2 separate regions of the Homo sapiens genome follow, and region 2 is linked to region 1. Evidence: chromatin loops called from intact Hi-C (ENCODE). Cell type or tissue: Caco-2. All regions are shown on one strand.

The links. A loop is a pair of places that touch in the nucleus more often than their neighbours do. Peaks named below come from ENCODE experiments on the same cell type or tissue, not always from the same donor. Only the 100,000 strongest peaks of a DNase experiment are listed, where the experiment ranks them.
Region 2: it touches region 1 in a loop (6-fold over the local background); 2 of 110 quality-filtered maps call a loop at or near these places.

What each region holds. Positions count from the first base shown.
Region 1 is chr10:76,187,913-76,195,912 of GRCh38, reverse strand. All of the region lies in intron 5 of LRMDA (leucine rich melanocyte differentiation associated), which reads right to left. Among named protein-coding and RNA genes, the nearest start is that of MIR606, 640 kb to the right of the region's middle. In Caco-2, no CTCF peak of the experiment used is centred here; DNase peaks (open chromatin) are centred at 4,412 and 4,962.
Region 2 is chr10:76,110,862-76,118,861 of GRCh38, reverse strand. The region is part of intron 5 of LRMDA (leucine rich melanocyte differentiation associated); the gene reads right to left. Among named protein-coding and RNA genes, the nearest start is that of MIR606, 560 kb to the right of the region's middle. RefSeq lists an enhancer at 5,880-6,433. In Caco-2, no CTCF peak of the experiment used is centred here; DNase peaks (open chromatin) are centred at 3,161, 4,161, 4,711 and 6,091.

The sequences.
Region 1 (8,000 bases):
GTCTTTAATAATAACCTTAGAGGAAGACATATTTTATCCTAAAAGAAGTGGGTCAGTCACATGACCCTACCAAGCAAGTATTAAAACAGCTGTTCTATGCATAGAATAACATTCCTTTAATTTACTGTGTTTGCTTTTTAGACCCTATTTTGTTTTTCCATTTTGAAGAACTAAATGCCCCAGATGAATCAGTCAACAATATGTCGGCTGCTCTCACATTCAGCCTTCTGCTGTTTTATAATAGTACCCTTATCTTATTTCAAGAAAAGAATGACAAACTTATAGCTGCAAATGCTAAATTTATGGGGTTCTTTGTGGCAGGCATTACTGAGAACAGGGCTAAGGAAACAGGTAAGACGTCCTGGAAAGAAGAAACCTCCATAAATACAAGGCCAGGCCTCAATTTTCATCTGAGCCCTGCAATCCAAGCAGTTTTCACTACCTATTTGAATTTTTTAAAGATGTATGGGGCAATCAAAGGTGCTGAGTGCTAATTAGATGGACAAATGAATGGTCACCCTCAAAAGGCACATTATGCCTAGTCACAGCTCTTCTGAATGCCCTGGTCGCTACTTTAATAGCTCTGTGACTTTCAATGGTACAAGGTCAAGAAGAGTTGCCTTTTGCTGGAACCTTCCCAACAGACCCCATTCTGCCCACCAGAACCGGAAGTTGTGTCTTTGCAAAAGCAACCAGTTAGAATGGGAGGAATGCAAGCCTTTGTTTCACCAACATGATGTCAAATTATTAGTAGGGGGCACCTTTTGTTTTTGCTGAATGGTCTGGTTTTCACTCCCTCTGGCATTTTAGGAACTGAGTAGGCACAACTTTTGATGAAGGGAATTCCATTCAATGTACAATTAGGAGGCCTGTAAAAATGAATCTCAAGAGTGGCTTTGACCAAAGAGCATCCCAGGAAACACAAGTTTCACAAGATGCTTTGTAGAAAAAAATAAGTTTTCACAAATAATTTTAGGAAATTATATAAAATTAGGACACATTCCATCATTGTCTTGGAGATTCATATTGTACTTTGGAACATTAAAGGCTTGAGAAGCTGCAAAGAAAGGAAGCTTGCTTGACTTTGTTTGATAGAGTATTTTGTGGCCTTTTGATAAAAAATTCCTTTTTCATATAACTCCTTTCTGGATCATCAAGCACATATTGGACTTTCCATCCAAGTGTCTGACCCATGGTCTGTCTGCAGAGACAGGTTGATATGGTAGCTAGAGCACTTCCAGTGAATAACTTAAGCACTGGAGAGAACAAAGCCTAACGTTTTCCAACTGCCTCATAAGCTAAGAAGCTACATCTTACAGATCCAACATGAGACTTTGCACCTTTCAGGATTCCCATGTGTGCCACAAGTATTATCAAAGCAGCAAAATAATGCCTGGACATGTGAGCCTATGTGAGATTCAAGCTCATAATTCTATTATGTTCATTTTTCTACTCTTCATTCCTTTCTCTCTTCATCCTACCTTGTGTACCCGGATACCCAAACAGTGTTAGAGCCCAGGCATCCCTGACTGCCCCATGACAAAAAAATAATGGAAGCAGATGTCAGGAAAGAAGTGTTAGGAGCCTCAGATTTTCCCTTCCATTTTCCAAGGGCATGGGATGCAATTGAGATGCTCCTGATTCCAAAAACTTTTTCTCAAAACACAAATCTTATCCTGTTCTTGTCCATCCGAAATAACTCAGTGGTTCCCCTACTACAAACAGGCCAAATCTAAGCACTTCTGCAACAGACTCAAAATTCTTCATACTCTAGTCCCTGTATACCTCTTAGCCCAGTGGTAACCCCAACCTCCTTGCAAATGTTGCTCAAGCAATACTGCACACCACTAATTTTCTGCTATATCCTGTCCCTTCAAGTCTCTGTACCTTTGCACTGGCTCTACTCCCTGCCTGAATAAATGCCATTATTTGTCCACCATCAAAATATCAAGTATGGGTTGACGCAAGTTAGTGCTTTCAAGCTAAATAATGAATACACAGATTCTACCTCCTCACTTTACAGTCATCATTTCTCCTGAAAGCTCCAGTTAGAATTAGCTTCTCCTGCTGCAGGCCTCTCCTTATACACATTTTATCACATTTTACTATAATTTTCTGCTTGGATCTCTGACTCCCTAGGGCCATGCTTTACTCATTTTTGAAGCTCACTGCCTATCACAGTGACTGGCACATTGCAGACAGCAACACATTTTTGTTTTCTGGTCAGTTTCATGGGCATATATTCTGTTCACTGTCATTGAAGATTGCACAGCTACTAGAAGTACATAAAAAATAAGGGCACATTCATCTTAGCTTCTTCTCTTCCCAGAGATATGCGATAATAATAACATCTGGTGTATTTGGGATTAAAAATAACAATAAAACAAAACTCAATATTCTAAAAGAGCCTAAGGATCCCCAGATGAATTTTCTGGGAAAGTTCTTGGTCAAATGACACCACCAGTTGTTAGCCTCAGAGGTGCCTTTCCTTTAAATACCGGATCTTTCCAGTCATGGACTTCCGAAATCACTTTAAAAGAGAATGATTGAAGCAGGGAGCCTAATTATTATTTAAAATGACACAATGAAAACAGTCTGCAATCAAAGACATGTTTAAATTTTTTAAGTACAGAAACAAAAACAGTGATACTTTAATGGAGCACTATCCCCTGCGATGGCAAATATGCATTTCCATCTTGGCTCCCCGCTTCCTTTATCTTCCATCACATTGCTAACAGGCCTGACTTTGCAGGAACAGCAAGGAAACTCCGACACATGTACAGCTTCAAGAAACACGCTCATATCTCTAACTAAATATTTATGCAACCTAGCCTTAGTCCAGCGATGACCACTCTCCAAAGCATTTTATATAGCATTTATAGAAGCCATAAATGTTTTAAAAGAGGAGGGGCATACTTAAAAACATTTTATAAAGTCTTTAATTTGCTTTCAAATATATTGTAAGGCATTATGAGTCACAGAGTTCATAAAGTAGTGGGATATATGCATACCTTTTCAGGCCTTCAATTTAACTTCACAACACATTGTTCGGAGCAGTGCAAGTCTGAGCTCTACCTAACTAAATCACAGGGTAATAGACTAGAGAGAGCACGCCCATTCTTACCTTTAGCAGGAATGACTACAAAGAGTTCCAAGTTAGTCCTACTCTTTTTAGAAATTGCTGGGAAAGATTTCTAAAAAATTTCCCTCCATAATAGGATGTCTTAATTTATGACAGTTTAAATGAATCTTATGTTGCTGCTTAAATCACATCCAGCCAATGAAATTTTAACTATCAACAAGAAACAGCAATTTTCAATACCCCTCCTATTTTAACCATTTCATTTTCTGAGATATTCAGGGAGCCATGCATTCAATAGCTGGTATACCTCAAGATGATTGGCATTGAAATAGCCAGGGCTGATCTTAAGATGCGTAAAATTACTCAAACTCAAGAAGTTCCATCTGCATGTTGACTAGTCGCAGGCCTTTTGGAGGGCTATTTTTGTCAAATGGAACAGCTGTAGTTTCTTCTCTTGGCCCCTGGTCTGATCAATTGTTAAATAAAGAACTGGACAGTTGGGACAATCTGCACCAAAATCACCATGGAACTTACTGAAGAAAATGAAGAGTCCCAAGCTCTGTGTCATATCTAAGAAATTAGACTCACTGGAGGTGGTTCCCAGGAATCTGCATATTTAACAAGCACTCTAGAATATTCTAAAAGAGCACACTAGAATCTAAGAACCAAGGAAGCAAGTGACTGCTGTTTACTTTTAACTTAGGAGTGTTGGTAACAGACTTGGGAAGCATATCACCCTATCCAATGCCAACAAGTTTTTCACACTTACACAAAGGACTAGACGACCCTACTCCATAGATGTTTTCCCCACAGGCATACCGCACGCGAGACCTGGGTTTGTTATTCTGCTGTCTTGGCCAATTTGCCCACAAGTCTTTTTCTGTACCTCCCATGTGTTCTTGCTCATTTTGAACCTGGTGCCACTCCCAGAAGATGTCCTGGAACCTTTGTCATGATCAGGGCCTGTGTGGGAAAAGGCTTTTTCTAACGATCGTTTCCAGTGACTTGGAAGTAAGTTGGATACATCACTTATAAATAATCTCATGCCCTTTGCAAGGTAATCGAAAGAGTCATTTTGGCATTTCCTTAACCAGCCACTGGAATCCCTTCATGGGATTTAAGGACCCAAACTGCAGACAGTCTGTCACTAAACAGCTGCTTTCACTGCCCTCCTAAAAGGGCCCTACAGGGTGGTTTCCATGCCTCAGAAATCTGACATTTAGAAGCAAACACCTGCCTTCTATCCACTCTCCAACTCACCAGCCACATTCCCCAAGTTGCCTAGCCATTAGCTCAAACACAGACTCTCAATTCAGTTGATTTAATCTAAGGCAGTCATGGGCATCAGCCTCTTATCAGGGGCTGAGGTGTTTGGGGAAAGGTTAGAAGGAATGAAGTGACAAAGGATTCAAATATCCTGCAGTTAAATTGAGTAAATAGCCGCTCATTTCAAAGCTTCAGATTTGGAAAGAAAACAGCTCAGGGCTATAGAGGAAAATGGGGAGGGGACACTCAACACCATCCAGGATCTATGTATTCTGTCTGATTTATTTAAATAGAAAGAGACATAGTGCATTTATAAGAATCACTTTAGCTTTTGTATTTATCAGTGCACCCCATCTTACCGCCATTACAGCTCTGACAGAATAATTAATTTCAGTCAATCAATCATTTAACAAAAACTCGCAGGTGACCTCAACATACCATATAAGCCACAGAGAACTAGTCACAACAGCAGTCTTCAAATTCCCTTGGAAAGGAAAATTAAGCCTGCTATGTGTGGCTTGGGGCAACCTAAGCCGTAAATCTCTCTTTTCTGATCTCTTCATATAGATGAAAGAGCAAAGCCGCTCGGGGTTACATACAACAATTATGTGTTCACCAAACTTAGGGAATCAGCTTGCAGACAGCCCTAATCATTACCAATTAACCACGTCTGCTGACATCCTGTAAGAGCTGCCCCAGTGCTGCTGAATACCCGGCCCTCCCTTCAGGCAACCAATCCCTTATATTACAGCGTATGTGTTTTGGAAGGCCTATTAATGTTTGTTGACAATTCCAAATAGAGGTCACCTGTTGTCATGGTGCAAAATACCCTCTTTCCCCCTCTGAATGCTAGGCAGGGAGGGCAGCTTTGTTAGAAACACTTCAATGCATTTCTATATTGCCACCAACATTCAGATCTGATGAAAAGAGATTTAGGGTCTCCCAACTTTTCAATGGCAATTCCCACCTGCTACCACACACCCATCTGGGACTGAAAGGAATCTCCTCCTTGGATAATAAACTTGACAGAATGTGTTCAGGCCCTAGGCCTCCAAAGGAAAATGTCCAGTCACTGGCAGTCAAATCAAAACATGAAGATTTACCAAAATTGTCAGAAATGTAAACCTTGAAAAAGGTTTTCATTCCACTGGAGGCAAAGTGGCCTTTTCCCATTTAAATTATTCTCATTTAATCCCTAGACCCCCAGAACTTGCATTTAGGGATTCTGTTGCCAATTTTGCACAGAAGTCTTTTCCTGTACTTCCAGGGCGTATTCTTGTTCAGCTTGAAAATGATGCCACTTTAGAAAAATCCGAGTGGAAATTTTTTTTTTAAATCCTAATTTAATTAAATGTAATCATTGTTTAATTACTTAATCCAGTTCAATTTCTCTCATTTGTGCCGAGGAAAGAGAAGCATTCTGCAAAAATGACCAGTTTGAATTGTGAGCCTTCAGACAGAGAATCTTTGTCCACCTTGAGCTTGTGACAGTCTCCCCAAGATTGCTTCTTCCTTGAGGTCGAGGCTATGCTAGCACAAGAAACAAGTCCCACAGTACCTGTTGGAGCTGGCTACCAAGGAGGAACCCAGTGCAGGGCTACTAGTTGCGGTGCGTAGCCAGATTTCACTTCACCCTCTAGAATCATAAAATTTGATGCACTGTGTGCAGGGCGCATCTTCCTTTAGTGGTGGGTCAGAGGTGAGCCTGAAAGCCACTATAAGGACAGGAGACTAGACAAGCACTCCTTTCCTCCAGGTTTTGGATTATCTGAGAGCATCTTGTGCTCAGGATCTAGGCTCCCAGCTGTATGCTGAAGGGCCCTGGGTCACCACAGCAAACACATAGGAACACTGTGGGACATTTAAATTAATTTGAACTTAATTTTGAAATATGTTAAATTTTCAAGGAAAATACAGCAATACATGACATCTGTCACTCTGCAAACCAGTAGGTCAATGTAGTTCTCAGTGTCAACATTAGATCATGCTACATTCCTTCTGATTATGCCATATCTTTTCAAAAGTGAGATTTCAGTGGTTGCTGTGATAAAAAGCAAGTACTGCATGAAAATCAGTGGGGAACACAAAAACAGGGTGGTACTGTCCAACCTGATTCCAAGATTTGTGATGCTGTGCAGTACCCAACAGGTACACACATCTCACTGGTAACTAATTTGGTTATTTAAGAATAAAAACTTTTTTTTTTTTGAGACAGAATCTCGCTCTGTCACCCAGGCTGGAGTGCAGTCGCACAATCTTAGCTCACTGAAACTTCCGACTCCAGCGTCAAAGCGATTCTCCTGCCTCAGCCTCCCAAGTAGCTGGGATGACAGGCACACACCACCATGCCCAGCTAATTTTGTATTTTTAGTAGAGATGGGGTTTCACCATCTTGGGCAGGCTGGTCTCAAACTCCCAACCTCAAGTGATCCACCCGCCTCAGCTTCCAAAAGTGCTGGCATTACAGGCATGAGTCACCACGCCTGGCCTAATAAAAACATTTTCTTTCAATGTATACCTATTTTTTCAAATGGCTACTAAGCTGTTAAGACATAAATTAACTTATTGGGATCTAACTACTTAATAAACAGAACTGTGTGTGTGTGTGTGTGTGTGTGTGTGTGTGTGTACATGCAATCATTCGCCTAGAGGCATTGTGAAAAAAAATGACTGAGAAACAAAGGGTATGAAGAACTGAGAAATTTTGGGAACCATCCTCCTCCTCTTGGGTTTGAACACCTCTCTATTACTTTATTCTTTGTAACAAGTTTCAGTCACAGGATTCCAGCCTTTGGAGTCTCAGGAAGCTCCCTACAAATACAGATAAAACATTCCCTTCCATCCACTCATCCTCCCTAGAGGAGCTTGAAGACAACTTGAAAATGAAAACACAAATCTACACATGGCCCAGAACGTGAGTGCTAAACCCCCTCCATCTTCTCAGTTGTATGTACACTTTGGAAGTGTTATTCCATCAGGTGAATATGGGTTGCCAAACTTAGACACATTCCACCATCTGGGATACAAAGGCCCCGCAAGAGGGAACTAGCCGACCCCAGTCAAGCCAGAAGGAAATCAAGACCCATCACCTTGTGCACTGCAATATTGCCACCAACACAACAAGAAGGGTCTAATAAAGATTCATGTCTTTGGGTGGTGTTTTTCTCACCATCACCTCATTACTCCTGGAGTCTGGCCAGTCCTCACTGAGTTTCTTTGAGTAGAGGACAGAAACAAATTATCTGGCTTTTCAAGAAACAAAACGCACAGTGAATAAATTTTCTTAAACTACAGAGTGCTATCATAATCCCAGCCAGGAAAGGAAGCAATCTAATTTCAATCTGTGATCAAAACCAAATATGAGAATCAATGGATGCATCAGCCCCTCTGCAGCAATGCAAAGGGGTTTCCGGCTGACCTCTGAATCTCTGCCCAGGAAATGAAAGCAGGAGACTGGCAGATAGCTTGATGGGAAAACCAGTGAGCTCCATCGAAAGCCAGACAGGTTGCAATAACACCTGGGAGTTACCCAGGGTCTCTGGTGGGGTCCTGCTTGCTGCCAAAAACTGCTGCTACTTCAATTGCCATTAACCACTCCTAATGCTGCAATGAATCAGCCTAGGTGCCTGGGAACTAGGAGAATGACACCCTC
Region 2 (8,000 bases), 77 kb after region 1:
AAAAAAAAAAAAAAAAAAAAAGTGTATTTGCACAGGCTGATTTTTCTGTGCTGGTTTCTTTAAACAACCACCCACAAAAGAAATCCATTTTCAGAGTCTCAAAAATAAATAACAGGATAAAAAAGATATGATTGTGATGTTTTTAATGCAAAAGGGAATAAGAGGGCTTGGTACCCTGGGCTTGGGAGTCCAGGCTGATGGGGCCACAGAATGGTCTTCTCCTCCAAGATAAATGAATGTCTCCTGCACTCTACATTTTTCTTATGTTTTCCTCTGTCATGAAAAGGCAGAATCTTGTGTATGTATTAGCCTCAAATGGACCTAAGTTTGCATTTCCTGAATTTTAAATATAGCTCATCTTCGCCTTTAAGTAAAGGAATACCTGCTACCCAGAACATTTGCTGTTCTTCATTAAACTATTTGTCACACACTCTGATTGGGTAATAACATTAGCACACTATATCTTAATATAGAAGTTCTCAAACATGTCTCTGCCCAAGTGCTTGGAGGATGATTTTATAGAGCCCAACCCACTCCCAAGGGCTCCCTTAAGGTGAGATGTGATTCTCCCTAAGTTAATTAACTCCACTCCTCTCTCTCTGCTCAAGAAATTACAGAGGAAGGCAGCCAAAGTGAATCTGGTCTAATTTACATGAATGTACATCATTCACAAACTTCAGTACTGTATCATTAGTCACCATTTGCTTGTGGCCTCTCTCATAAAATGATTCCCAAATTTTACCAGTGAGTCATGGTGACACCCCAAAGTATCCTTAGGGCCTACTAAAAGCAAAGCTGGGAGTCACCTCCACAACAGCATGGCTCTACCAGGAAGTCTCTACCATAAAGCAGTGTGCACAGAGGGAATGGGTCAACATCTTGGAAAAGATGAGGTTTTATTGTGGGTTATGAAAGCCTGAATTTTTGGCATCTCAGCCTATATAGCAATAGGGGAAAGGCACAAGCACTTCATGATCCTCCAAAGCAACCAATGAACTCTGTACTAAAACATATCACCACTTCACCACCACCACACTACACCAGAATGTCTGACAATATCCTGAATACTACAGTAAAGGCTAAGTATCTTCTTGGATCAGTCTGCCAAAGTTTGCTCAAATTTTTCTATCAGCTCACAGAAAAGTTTGGTCCTAGATGATTCCCTTTGACCATGGAAAGCACTCAGTCTCATCTTGGTTGTATTTTATATAACTCACTCGAAGGCCACAGAGCCAGTCTTTAAGTGACTGTTTTTGGAGCACTAGGTCATTCTCTTCTTGGCCTGGAAAGGCTGTATGATGCTGAGGTGAAACCCATGACAAAAATCATATACTAGAGCTCTGAAGCTAATGAACATTTATTTATCCATAATTGATCCCCCAAAGCCTATGCTACAGAATCATGGGGACTCTACTCTGGGAAGATTTTAGTATCCTTTGTACTTTACCCTCATGTGAGGTAGATCTCCCAGTTTGTCCCACAACAAGAAGAGCTATTTAAAGATAATCAACATCAAAATTGTACATAATCAACCACTGTCAGGAGACAGAGTTATGAATATGCCCTGGTTGGGTCTCTTATTCAACTTACTCCCTCACTGACACAATTTAGTAAAATCCAATACAATCTCCATTCTTCCTTCTCCCTCCTTCGTGATCATAACACTGAGTGCAGCTTTGCCATTAAGTCCACAGTTGCAACTCACTGAAGCACGAGCACTGTTGGTATGGATAAAATCCTACTGCAAGGTGATCTTTTTCCTAGCTAGCAAAGATTTCCAATTTGTAAACTCCTGCATTAGAGATCAAGCAGATGTAGGGGGCTGGTCACTGCCCAGCCCAGGTTCTAACCCAGTTATTATTATTATTGTGTGAACATAAGAGCAAGAGTTATTGGATAGACGTGAATAACAAAGGGAAACTGGTTACCCAAGAGAGCCCTGGAAAATGGCTGAGATGAAAGTTCTCCCAGACCCCATTAGAGCCCGGGAATGACTCTTGAATGTATGTAACAGACACATAGGGCATCAAAGGTGGAAGAAGAGAAGCCAGGCTCACCAGATGAAACTCAATACAAACCAGTTTCCCTTTAATGTAAAAATGGCTACCCTCAGGACTCCTGTCAATCAAAACGGCTGCCTTGAGAGCATAGTCTCCTCTCAAAGTTGACATCTGGGAAGGCTGCTTGCCCAAAAGGACTTAATGAGACTCCATTTCAACTGAGGTTTAAACCTTTGACCGGGAGGTCAAAGTGCTTCTAGGAAGGGAAAGAGGGAATATGATAAGGAGAGTAAAGACTCAAGTCTTGCTGGGAAACTCACATCTAATGAAAAGGTCTGAGGCTTCCTACCAACAGACTCATCAAGGGTTTAGTATATGAAACCGGAAATAGGAAGCCTGGGGTTCTAGTCTTGACTTCCACTGGGCAAGTCATTACCTTCTCTGAACCTCAGATTTCTCACCTGTAATCTGGATTATCTGAATTAGGGATTTCTACAGTTCACTTTAAATCTAAAAACCTTTTGATTCTGTAAATTTACAGAATTAAAACTTTCAATTCTGTAAATCCATGTTATTTTCCCATATTATCTTTTCTAAGTAGCACAGTCAAGACAATGTATAGGTGTTGGCCCCAGAAAGCAGTAAATTGAAATATCAGCTCTACCCGTTTGATACATACTTAATCCCCCAGCAGAGTGGAGCACTTGTCCTAGTGTACCTGCACAAACACTCATGCTTACACAGGCACAGGTGCGGGCATCCCACATTCATACCCACAGGGCCTGCAGTGGCCCCATCCCATTCCATCTCAGAACATAAACCACGAGTGATAACGCGCCGTGTCACACTGTGCTTCCCACAAGTCTGAGCTGGCAGTACTTGATGCATTGAGGACCTGGGAAACATCTGCAGTTTTGTGATTCTTCCTCGTTTCCATTCCCACGATGATCTCTGTGCCTGCTTGGATCAGAGAAAGGTCGCCGGCTCCATCTGGCTGCCCTGCCCCCTCCATTTTCTCCCTCACCACTCCAGTCCCCCTTAGGAGTTTCTGCCCATTTTGTCACTTCCACCTGTTCTGACAGGTTCCCCTGCCTGACCCCAAGATAGCCCTTGGGGACATTAATCATATAACAGCCGGAGCTGTGAAAGAAACAAGGGTTTGGCTGGATACTGTTACCATCTCTGTCACCTACTAATCATGTTCTATGACACAGAGGGGCTTAATCAGATGGTCTGCTCTCTCATTAATCATCCTGGGCTCACTCAAACTTCACAGAGAGATTAAAGTTTAGCTCCCTGTCTCCCTGCACCTCCTCCCATCTCATCCGCCTCTAAGGCAATTTCACTAGGGGTAGGTCTCAGGTTCCTTTTGCTTTGCCAACTGGCAGGGTGACCTAAAGTGTCTGATGCCTATCAACACCACAGCGTTCAGGAGGAGGACGACGACTCTGCTTCCTTACTACTCTCCTCTCTTGGCCTCGCCAATCCACATATAATGCAGAGACGCAAAGATCAAAAATGCATTGAATGGGAAGGCAGGGAATCGCACATCTGTGCTTGTACTGAAGAGTCAAATGAAGATTTATATACCTATGAGCAATCTCCCTAACCACCTTAAAGAAGTAATAAAGGAGTATTTTCTTGTGTTTAATCAATAGTAAGGAAAATTAAATACCACAATCATTTTTAAAGTGATTCATTAAAACAGGCACTTGTGGCCAAATTGCCTGGAAATGGCCCCAACACGAGGAAAGATGCTCCCCTCTTAGGATGCTAGCCCAGGAGCCTCCTTGTCACTCTATTGAAATAATAACTTCCAGCAAAGCAAAAACAGCTTGTATCCTTTACGAATGCTTTCCAGACCAAAATAAAAATGACTGAAAGGACCCTCCAAAAATACCGAGGATGTGAGAGTCAGAACACATTTCAGCTCAGCTGATTCATTCGTATCCTGTTTGAAATTTTCTGAGCTTCAGGGGGGACAAGCAAGCCCTGGCAAAGGCCTCCAGAAAGGGCTTCTCTCCGAGTGTTGGTTTTGTACTTGCTCTGGGTGCTGTTGACTTTTGCAGCGCCTTACGATTATGGGAAACAAAGATAATATTTGCCCTCAGAGCCAGGAAAGAACAAATATTTTATCAACATCTAAATCATCTCTCATCTGGCAGGGGAGGAGGCACTCAACGCTCAGCTGCACACACGTAAGCTGATGAGGGGAAGGAAAGGGGCTGCTTGGGGACTCTCCTACCTATGTAAACTCGACCTATCAATACCTGGGATCGTATCCTTTGCAAAGAGCTCTCTCTGTGAAAATCCAAATTACCTCTGTCCTTCCAGGTGCCCCCACCACTACCCCTCATCCCAGAATGATTGCCAGAGTTCCAGGATGGGCCCTTTTTCACTTCCAAAAGTGGAAGCCAAGCCTAGGACTTGGGAAGGTGGGGTAGTTCTATGGATATTTTGGGGTGAATGAGGGCTTGCCCTGTTGTTATGTTTGTTTCCATTTACTGATCCTCTACCACTAGCCCAGAAATGACAGTAGGTGGAAACACTATCTTTCATTACACAAAGTATAAATAGTGTAATCTATCAGCGCCGTCAATCACAATGATTGATTACAGGCTGTCATAGAGAAGAGTGACATATTAGAAAAGTTTTGTTAACAATGCCTATTGCTAGTCAGCCTGCCACAGAGGCTGGTGATTAATGTGTTGTCAGCCTGTAATCCCACACCCTTGGCTAATGAGGCAGGAATTTATCATCTTTACAGAGTGGCAGATGTCAGGGAGAAAGGAATCCAAGTGCTGGAAACAATATACTTTTTCTTACTAGGCCTGACAAGTCTGACAGGCCGAAAAAAACCACAAAGCAGCTTTGTATAAGCACCAACTTAAAACGAGGAACTTTTCATTTGGCATCTTCGCTTTAAACTGTGCTGCAAACCAACCTCGATCCCTTCAGGAAAAAAGGGACAAGAAGAGAGGAGGGCACAATGCTGAGCTCTGTGAACTTTGCACCCCGTTCTTGACAGCCAGAGACCCCAGGAAAAGGTTGCCATGGCGAGCAGACAGCTCTCTTTGGAAGGGACGTCCAGAGCAACTTTTCACTTTTACCTGTGAACTTGTGGCTGGGAGAGAAACGCGGCATCAAATGGAGGCTGGGGACAGCCACATCCCTTCCCACTGCCTTGTGTGGCTTTTACCTGGAGACACATCTCAATTTCTAGAAGCACTGCCCTTTCTGCTATGGATGAGAAATGGGGGGAAATCTGAAAAAGGGGGCTTTTCATTGGTCAAGAAAAAGCAATACAGCATGAAGAGGCGACCCTTGGAAACTGACTCTCACCAACACTCTGTTCTGATTTTAAACCACTCTCAGGTTGGTTTTTTCCCCCCTCATCTTCTTTCCTCTCACTCATCTCTTCCATTTTTCATATGGGGTAGTGACAACTCTCCAAGCCCAAGAAATTCAAGCCCAGTGGAAAAAAAAAAGTCTCTAGAGGTCGTTTTAATAAATGCCTTGTCTCTCAGCATCCCATCCCCTCAACTGCGTCTGCCACCCTTCCACACAATTCTAATAACAGAGAAGACCCATCGGGCTAGGTCTTGGATCTTCTAAGACACTATGAGATGCTTCTGAATATTTCAACGCCTACTAGATTGCCCATTCTGTTCCAAGTAACTCACCACACTGGCCCCACAGGAGACACCCAATGTTTTCCATGGAGTATGGAAGAGATTTCCAAACTAGAAGATTTACACTCCTCTCCCCACTGATGCCTTCTGCCCATGCTCGGACTAACAGGAGGAAGTCAAAGGGAAAAGGCCTGGATTAAGGAGGTTAAGTCCTCTGGTTTGGAAACTTCTTGGTACCAGTGTTCTGTGAAGACTTAATATGTTGTTTATTCTCATGTCAGTTTCCAAGGCAGGGGCAAAACTTAAGTGGCAACATTCTGAGGGAGTTAATCCTTTTTCAAACACAGATACCTCTGCTGATACAGACAAACGCAATGCAAAAAGAAAAAAGAGAGAGAGAAGCAGCAACCAGAGAGAAAAACTCTGCCTTCTGTCAACAGCACCCTCAGGCTAGAACACACAGCAAAGCATTAAGTGATTTAATCTCCAAAAGGCAGCGTTCTGGCATTAAGATTGCACTGGGGGCTCCGGGAGCCGGACCTACCTAGTGCAGTAGGAGATGGGTTTAGTGGCCCAGAAGCCCACATGCCCAGAAGAAAATCCAGGGCAGTACCAGGGCCTCTTGGGGCTTCCCCAGATCCAGGGTGCTGAAGGCTGCGGACCTGGGAGACCTTCCCCCTGACGGGCTTGGGGTCAGGCGCTGCACAGCTGAGGCTCCGCGTGGAAGCGCCCCCCTCCCCACCGGCTCTTTGGGGGATCCGTGCAAGAGGCGAGCGGAACCCTGATGCTAATCAGGCGGCTCTGAGTGAAGGGTGACGAGGGCCGGCGCCGGCTCCACTCTGTCCAGGCCCCGCCGTCCTGGCCACAGATCTCACTTAGCGATAAGCAGGGAGCTGCGCAGACGCCCCATACCCTGCTCCTGCATGCCCCCAGTGTGCTCAGGGAGAGGGGCTGAATGAACCCCCCACCCAGAGCCTCCTGGCAGAAGGGAAGTTGCCCGGTGGGGCTCCCCCAGGCTCATTCCTCGCCGCTAGAAGGAGACAGGGGTCCCCGTCCGCCCTCCCGCCAGCTCCTCCAGGCTGCCAGCCCCTCCTCCTGCTCCCTTGCTCGCTCATGCAGCTTTCATTAACTCCCTCGGCCGGCAATTTCCATCCATTTGACGACAGATTAGAAGTGGAATTCAAAAAGAAAGTCACTTGACCTCCCATAATGTGCTTCTCTTAATTACATTAAAGATTTTCAAATGTAGCCATACTGGGTTTGACAGGTAAGGTTTTAATTAACTTCAGGTGGCTACTTTTAAGTGCTCCCCGGACTGGTGCCGCAACGTTGGCGTCACCTACGCTCCCAACGTGGTTCTAATTTAAACGGCTAATTTTGACGCGAAGAAAAGATGAGAGCCCACCATGCGCCCCCCCCCACCCCCATTTCGGCGGGGGTGATTTCTAAATTAGGATTAATGCAGCAAGCTGAAGCATGGTTGGAGGTTTATTTTATGGAGGGTGGAGCAAGTAAATAACATTTATCCTTTGTATACGTCTGCATATAATTACAGTAAAGTTTTCTTGTGTGTTAAATTATACAAACTCTTCAAAAGTGGGTGCCTAATGTCTTTTTCTAAAGCTGTGTTATTATTTTGGTCAAAAGTTGTTTACATTAAACAAATTCAATTTACTAAACTTTGACATGTTTGCACAACTGCATATAATTTATGCTGGAAACCTGAATCATGACTTTCAAATGAACTTTCTTGATTCTAACTTGAACATTTAGGTGTGGTGGCTTGCTCGACCCAGGTCTGAGGAGCAAGTGGTTGACTTCATTTTCTTCTGCCAAAGTCTTTTCCATTCAGTAGATGGGTATTGAGTACGGACTTCGTCCAAGCATTATGCTGGGTGCTAAGGATATCAATGATGAGCAAAAAAGATACGGTCCCTGTCCTGAGGAGCTTATTTAAGGAAGCAGAGAAGCAAAATAACACATAAAGACATGTTAAATCACAAAGGTGACAAGGGCTAGGAAGGAGAGGTACAGGCTGCTTTGAGGATCCATAAAATAGCAGGATCTGGTCTGGTCTTGGAGGAAGGCTGCCCAGGGGAAGTGATAACAAGCTAAGAACTGGAGGATGAGAAGGACAAAGTTGATTTAGGTTACTGAGAGAAGGGATTTCAGATGTGGCATGCAGAGAAAAAAAAACAAAATGAACAAAGGCCCGTTGTGGATGGAGAATGACACTTCAGAGGGACTAAAAAGTAGATGAGTAGGGGGTAGGGACAGGGATGCTGATGGTATAAGATGGAGCTGGGCTGTAGGCAGTGGGATGAGGTGAAGCATGGTGGTGCAGGCTATGGTAGTGAATACACTCTTT